2 separate regions of the Mus musculus genome follow, and region 2 is linked to region 1. A link is a contact called in ENCODE POLR2A ChIA-PET data. All regions are on one chromosome and are shown on one strand. Each heading gives the region's core, a stretch centred on a gene start or an enhancer-like site at or near the end of the contact. The rest is flanking DNA. Distances are from core to core; before and after follow the strand shown.

The links. ChIA-PET counts read pairs that join two places held with the same protein, here RNA polymerase II (POLR2A).
Region 2: POLR2A ChIA-PET joins it to region 1 with 22 read pairs in Patski. The contact joins the promoter of Papss1 here to the promoter of Hadh in region 1. POLR2A ChIA-PET finds 5 or more read pairs at or near these places in 2 of 5 experiments (Patski and embryonic stem cell).

What each region holds. Positions count from the first base shown.
Region 1 is chr3:131,270,144-131,274,231 of GRCm38, reverse strand. Hadh (hydroxyacyl-Coenzyme A dehydrogenase) reads left to right here and starts at 2,131. Exons shown (of 8, transcript NM_008212.4): 1 at 2,131-2,356. The coding sequence starts at 2,225.
Region 2 is chr3:131,562,753-131,566,632 of GRCm38, reverse strand. It overlaps Papss1 (3'-phosphoadenosine 5'-phosphosulfate synthase 1), which reads right to left and starts at 1,865. Exons shown (of 12, transcript NM_011863.2): 1 at 1,650-1,865. The coding sequence starts at 1,709.

The sequences.
Region 1 (4,088 bases), core at 882-3,381:
ATGACTGCAGCAGCTACAGCAGAATAGAGGAATTCTCCAGCAGGAGAAGAAGGCAGGCAGGCAGGAAGTCTATTTTTTCTCTCTCAGATCACTTTATATCTAGGGTGCACCCCACCCCCACTCTGTATAAGGTGCTGCCCACTCAGGGAGGACATCTTCTCCCCTCAGTTAACCTTTCTTGGAAATACCTCCATGGAGTCTTCCAGAGGTGGCTCTCTTAGTCGGCTACAGATTCATTCCATTTGACAATCAATATTCACCATCACACCCTTCAACCGTCTGCAGATACAAGGAACTATCCTTGAGCTAAAAGTGGGTCGACATCAGAAAATGAACCTGATGGCACCTTGACTTGGGTTTGCCTTGCTCCCAGGAGACATTTGGGGGTTTTGTTGTAGCAGCACAAGTGGATCAAGACCCATTTATCATTCTTTCCCAAGGAAAAGCAGAGATCTGAAAACGTACATTACCTTGGGTGTGAGGTACACATGAAATATTACAACAGAGATATCATTTGAGAATATATCATAGGGCTGGAGAGATGGCTCTGTGGTTAAGAGCGCTGACTGCTCTTTCAGAGGACCTGGGCTTGATTCTCAGCACCCACATGATGGCTCACAACCATCTCTAACTCCAAGCTCAGGAAACTGATGCCCTTCTCTGGCCTCCTCGGACGTACATCCATACAGTGCACAGATAATACACTGGTGAGAAGAAAGAAACAAGAAAGGATGAAGAAAGAAAAGAAGGAAGGAAGGAAGGAAGGAAGGAAGGAAGGAAGGAAGGAAGGGAGGGAGGGAGGGAGGGAGGGAGGGAGGGAGGGAGGAAGAAAGAAAGAGAGAAAGAGAGAAAGGGAGGAAGAAAGAAAGAAAGAGAAAATTATAGTATCACAGCACCAAACTTGGATTATACTTCATCTTTCCAAATGACAACTAAGAGTTGCAACCCTCTCATCAAGCCTCCTGGAAATGTGCTGTCCTCTCTCAGTGGCAACTCAGCCATAGGGGCCTCTCCTCTCTGTCTTGCATCTTTCCTCAGACTGCTGTACACATTCCTTCCTTCCTTCATAAACGTGTTCATTCTTCAAGCTGTTGGGTTTCTGTGGGTAGCCTTCTACCTCCGTTCCTAGTATCTTTTATTTTATTTTATTTTTGTGACTTGGCTGGAATGTAGCACTCAGTAGGCTTTGCTTATTTTGAAGAATTAAATATAAAAATAAGATTCAAAGGGTCAATGCAAAACATAGCCCCTGCTTCAAAGGGAGTGCAGGAGAGTCTCTTCCCAGCCACATGCAAGAGCCCGAGGCAGGGAACAGGCATGGAAACAATTCTGAAGGACAAGGTTCACTGCTGACAGAGTTACATAAACTTTTTATAGCTACAGAGCAAGAAGGTCATAAAGCCATCGGCTTACAGAACATTGCTGAAGACCCTGGGCAGGCAGGTTACAGTGGAACAAGTAATTCTTTTCCTAGGGTTTTATGCCGGTGTTTGTTTGTTTGTTTTTGTTGTTGTTGTTATTGTTGTTGTTGTTTTAACTGTTTTAGTTTGGGACGGATGGGAGCAAGTGGTCTGCTAGGCAACACATTGCTTAAGTTCGATGTAACCTAAGTTAGATACAGAGGTGGGTAACTAGAAACAGCCCGAGAGAACTTGGACTCGAGCTCTAACATTCAGACAGGAAGTTAGTTTTATTCTGCAGAATGTGAGACACAGATGAGACTTTTGCAGGGAGCTTCATTGCACACAGGATTAACTATCATTTCTTCCAGTGGGGTGAAAGGCGGATGGCTTTCCTCTGGACGGTGAGTTTGGGGGCACCAGATGAACGCTTAGAAGTAAAACCAGCAGTAATTCTGTTATCACTAGCACAGTACTAGGCAGAAAGTTGGCCAATAGCCAGGCTTTCCCTTCCTGTGTTCTCTATCCGGGGTTACCGTCCTCATTCTAAACACAATTCTCACGATCACAACTCCAGCCCACCAGATTGTGAAGGCAACTACAGGTTGTCTCTTGGTGGGTCCCTGCTTTGCCGGAGTCCATGCTGGCCTGAGTCCTGGCACCGCCCTCTGGGGGGGGGGGCGGGGTGGACCTGCAGCTTGTGCAGGAGGCGGGTGGGTGGGGCGTGTTCGAGGCCCCGCCCCCAACGTCGCCGACCCCGCCCACGACGCTCCGGGACCTCTCGCGCTGTCCCCACTGCTCCTCCTCGGCTGCTGCACTGAGCTATGGCGTTCGTGACCAGGCAATTCTTGCGCTCCATGTCCTCCTCTTCCTCTGCGTCGGCGGCCGCCAAGAAGATCCTGATCAAGCATGTGACCGTCATCGGCGGCGGGCTGATGGGCGCCGGCATCGCGCAGGTGAGCGGGCCTCGCGCCCCGGGTGTGGTGGAAATAGTTTGATGAAGTCCGAGAAGGTGCAGCATGCTTCAGTGTCCCAGAACTACAGCCTTCGGCCCGATCCTTACGTGCATGCTTCTCAACTAACTGCCGGGCCGGGGAAGGCTCGGTGGAGCGCGCTGGTGCACGCGTGCACACTGGAGCTGAACTGTGCACAGTTGTGCGTGCAAAGTTGCAGAGTGTTTGCTCACTGCCTGGATCTGACAGGAATCCGCTCGCCAAGACCTGGGCTGCGGTTTCTTTTAGTTTTCCTGATAAGTTTTTTCTTTGTTCTTTCTTTCTTTTTTTCTTTACAGTTCTTTGGGTGTTGGTCTGGGCACTTTTCTTTCCAAGTGTCCTGCCTCTCCCACAAGTTTCCTTCGTTGGCCTTCACTTTTGTAACAGTTTGGAAAGTCACCTAGTGGGAGTTTGTGGAGTTGCTGGGACTCCGCCCAGGCCTGGGCCAGGAAACTTTGACCTTTGACCCAGTGCCCGGTGCTGAAATCTGCGTGCTTGTCCAGCTCTGAACCTCAAGAGAGTGGGCGACAGAGATAAGCATAGTTTATGCTCTGAGACGTCTCTAATCTCTGATCGGCTTCTGTGGGACTTTGCCTGGTGCCAGCTGAGGCACAGTTCAAAATCAACTGTGCAGTTTGGCTACTGCGATGTCTGTAGTACCATTTTCTCTTAAGAGTTAACTTCCTACACACAGTAGAGAGCTCTGATCTTTTTCCATGAACTTGCTATTATATTCGTATCTTTTGAGGCCTTTGCAGTTTGAGTGTTGTGGCAGTGAAGGGCTTACCTAATTTTAATTAGGGAGGGTATTCGCAGGTCAGTGTCTTTTCCCAACCAAATGCACACTTGCATGCTTGCTATTTATTAGCCTTGACTGCACTTCCTTCCAAAGTCCATTAAATTAAACAACAAAAACCATACATGGCTATGCTGGAGAAAATATAGCTAGTCTGCTGTATCCCTCTGCACCACAAAAACTCAAGGCTGTGAGGAATGAGATTGGTTGTCCAGGTCCAAGAAAAACAATGTATCCCTTAAACAATGTTTAAGCAACATCTTATTAACAAGATAATAGGGTTCTCCTCCCCTCCCCCCAAACTGCTTTGGATTCGAAACTAATTAGAAAGCATCTAGCAGCTTTTGCACAAATGCAGGATGCTGTGTCTTGTGGATGCTGTGTCTATCCAAAGAAAGTGTGTTGAAGCACGGGAAGCACTTAGAATTAACTGGGTAAGGTGCTCGAACTTTGACCTGAGACGAGTGGATTAAAGTGATTGACAAGGATGGGCATCAGGGATTTGTGGATTAAATACTCGAGCAGCTGGATCAGGGAGTTCCTATGGAAATGTAAGCGGGGAGAGGAAAAGCTATGCAACTCCTAGCAGAACTTTTTGAATAAAAGTGTAACAAACACCCACCATCTAAATAGTGGGCATTCATAAGGAACAGCCATTCCTCTGGGTCACTTTAGGTGACCATTCTGATCCTGCAGGGGAAACTGCTTTCCTGATTAATAGCTCTACTATGTTCCAGTGGTTTAGATGGTCCATTTCTTATACTTGGCCTTGCAGCAAACAGTTCTAGTTAGTGCTGTCTCCTTCCTTCCTTCCTTCCTTCCTTCCTTCCTTCCTTCTTTCTTTCCTTTCTTTCCTTCCTTTCTTCTTTCCTTCCTCCCTCTTCCTTCCTTTCTTCCTTC
Region 2 (3,880 bases), core at 616-3,115, 290 kb before region 1:
CAAAAACTACCTTCAGTAGTCAAACATGTCTCCGCTCAGGGATGTAATGGCTCCACCCACCTCAGAAATATGAGGTTCTCCATAAACTCATAAAAACCCCTGGGGCCAAACTAACCTTGCCTCTAAACTGCAATAAAACTCCTATCTTAGGCCACTCACTGTGGCCCATAAAAACATATGCCCTTAACAATCAGTTGCCATGGGCAACTGCAAAGCAAGCCCTGAGCCCCATGGTTTTTTATAGCTGTCAAATATGGATCTCTACATTAGCAAATAATGTAATACATAAATGAATTAGGGCAGCAGAAGAGTTGGCTCAGCAGTTGACAGCACTCGCTCTTACAGAGGATCCCCAGAACACACACAATGGTGGCTCACAACTACCTGTAACTGCAGCCCGAAGGGGATCCTACACACCCTTCTGGAACATCAGGCGCGCACCTGGTGCATACACATACACACAGGGAAAACACTCAGACTCAAAAAATAACAAAATGATCTTTAAATAAATGACTTATAGACAGACAGTATTACTGAAACTTCTTTGAAATACTCCAATTTAGTCAACTTACCTCCCTATCCGTAAAATCCTGTTAGCAACAATAGTGATGCTGAATCGGAGTTTCAGAGCAATGGTTTCGTTGCTCTTTCACCTTCGTTATCTTCTCTACTCAGAAAGACAATCCTGAGAAGGACACACTGTTACACCCTCCAGTCACCTGAGATTCAGAGTGGAGTGACTGTCCTCAAGATCACCCAACTTACAAACAGCAAGGCGGGGGACTGGAGCCCACGCCAGGAGTCTGTCCCTTCCAACCTCCTAATCTCCCTTTTATCTCACATCCCTCTCACCTTCTAAGAAGTTAAGGTAAAGGATGAAAGAAGACAGTGAGAATTCTTGAATCTGACAGCAGACGTGGCAAATCAATGACTTCAAAAGAACACTAGCCTGAAACAGCGTTTTTTTTTTTAACTTTCTCCTGACTCACCAAGGGCAGGTGATGATTTACAAGATTAAATTAAACTTCATGATCCTGTTACCTGCGGAATAAAAGAAAAAAAAAATCCATCTAACGCTGAAGCAGGGCCTTTGCAGCCTCCAAAGTTGGATGGTCTCCAGCTTCGCGCTTACCATCTTAGCTGCCACCACCAATGAATAAACTACAGAAGTAAACGACCCTCTGAAGCCATAGCACTTGGCCAATGAAGCCAACTGGCACTCGCTGTTCAATGTTAGAAACTATTAATCTTCCCACACCTAACTGTCACCAGAAATCGAGTCTTTAAAAGTATGTCTGTGTCCGACATTCCAATTTAAAACAGAGACACAAAGAACCTCAGTCCTGCAGTCCCGATCCATGAATGACCACATTGTTATTCTCTCAGTACACTGCAACTCAGAAACGTAAAGACTCGGAGACCGACCCAAACCTGGGCCAAGCACACCCGGAACGTGCAGAGGCGCCTCCGTCTGCCTCCGCCGCAGCCCTCCGCCTCGCCAGCCTAGGGGACAGCTCCGGGCCTGGACTCGCCTTCACCGGCCGCCGCCGCCCGGGTCCCCGCCCCCGGCTCCCGCAGGATGCACGGGCAGCCCGCGGTTCCCACAGCCACCCACGCTCCCCGCGCTCCGGCCTGCGGCCACCACTCACCCAGTTCTGCGCGTTATTGCTCAGCTTGACTTTCTTGCACAGACTCCCAGGAATCTCCATGGCCGCGGAGCGCGGATGCACTGCTGCTGAGAGCCCCGGGGCCGAGCAGTGGGAGAGAGGCCGAGGGGCGGGGCGGAGCAGGGAGAAGGGGCGGGGCCTGCACCCCGGGCTCAGGCGCGCGCTGACGTGCGCTCCAGCTAGTGATCGCCTCGGCTGGAGCTAGGCATCCGAGCAGCGTGGAGGGCGGGGCGAAGCGGAGGCGCGGGGTCGAGACCTCAACATCCAATCACCAGGAGGGGCGCTTGAAGCTCCGCCTTGACCCAGGACGAGGGGCGTGGTCTGAGGGTTTGTTGAAGAGAGCCTTCAGATGCTGAGCATGCGCAGTGAGCGAGGCGGAGCGACGCCTGCAGAGCTGGGCGTGGGAGACGCTCCCTAGAGCTGAGGCTGGTAGGGGAAGAAGCTGACGTGGGCTCCTGCTGCTCTCTAGCTTTTCTTCCGCAAACACTGCACAGGCTCGATGTGTGCGCTTGTCAACTAGGCCGACTTTGAAAAAATGTTTCCCAGCCCTGCAAAAAGTAGGATTACTTAAGTGAATTCACCATTACATGTTGCTCACCGCTTTGCAATCCTACTCAGTGCACAATGTTTTTTTGACATCAACTGTATCTCATCAAGGATTAGAAAGTATTTGTAAGGTGACGCCTTTCCCACTTGGAGAGCCGCTTTCTATCAGGAAATTTCTATGCAGTGTTTGTTGCCGCTGACTAGCCACAAAGGGGCTTCTCTAGTACTTGCTACTCATAGAGGACTAAAATCCAGGTTCCCTGGTACGCAAGGCGGAATGCTCACCTATAAAGGGCATTTCCAACCACATATAGTCCATGATCAGTTCGTAAAAGAATGGGGCTGGGAGGGGGAGGCCTTCTCCAGGAGTTATAACCCTTCGCACTCATCCCCATAACTTTAAGCTCACCATAACCATAACTGCAAACATCCACAGTCTCACAAAATTTAGCTGCTTACTCCGCTACTGATGACGACCAGTGATCACACACACACACACACACACACACACACACACACACACATATCAATCAACACTTGAGGCTTACTTGCATAGCCTATTGCTAGCAAGTCAGTTCCTATTTGCTCCACTGACAAAGTCTCAAATTAATCTCCCTCCTCCACGTCTAACAGGAGTCGTCATTGCACAGATACACGCGCCACACACCACACACACACACACATACACACCACGCACACAGAGAGACGCACACAACAAGTATCACTCCTCTGCCAACCTCTCTGTTCTCAATAGTGTCAGACAGGTACTTCTAACATGCAAATCAGATCTTATTCCTCCACCATATATATAAAATGTCTTTATTGCTTGCTTGTTTTGTCTTTCTTTCTTTCTTCCTTTCTTCCTTTCTTTCTTTCTTTCTGGTTTGTTTGTTTTTGTGTTCTTGAGTCAGGATGTCTCTTTATAGCCCTGGCTGTCCTGAAATTCACTCTGTAAACCAGGCTGACCTCAAACTCGGAGATCCACCTGCCTCTCACTCCTGAGTGCTGGGATTCAAGGCGTGTTCCATCCTTTAGCTCTATCTAGGGGATTCTTAATCTAATAGTATATAGGACTGAATTTCAATACAATTCTAAATTCTGCTTATAGCAGTCACAAGAATGAGACTAAAAGACTAAAAATAAGGACAATGATAAACAAGAAAATGTGGACAAAGGCCAATCACATATATTTATGAAAATGTCATAAAGAAACCTATTCTTTTGTATGCACCTAAAAAAATAATTGTTTTCTTTTAAAAGATTCTAAGTTTCAGACTAAGGTGGTGGGGGCGGGTGCCACCCAGAACCAGCCATTTCTCAGAGAGCCCCCATTCCTGCTCAAGGGAAATAGTGCATAGATACAGCTGGAGCCATGGGAGTCCTAATTGACTAAATTGGTCCTTACAGCTAAACTCTGTTGAAGCGTTCGCCCATCAAAAAGGCCACAATGAGAAGACTAAAGGGACAGCTACAAAATAAAAGGGACAACCGAGTGTATTTAAGTTCCGGTGCTTATAAACGTATTTTAAGAACAAATCCTTGAGAGGTGCTGTTGAACCAACTTTTTACTTTGCTGTGTAGCAGTAGTGCTTTTCCAACAGTATGATAGTGCACCGTCCAGGTGTCCAAAAAGCAAGAGCCAGATGAATTCCTGATACCTAAGTCGA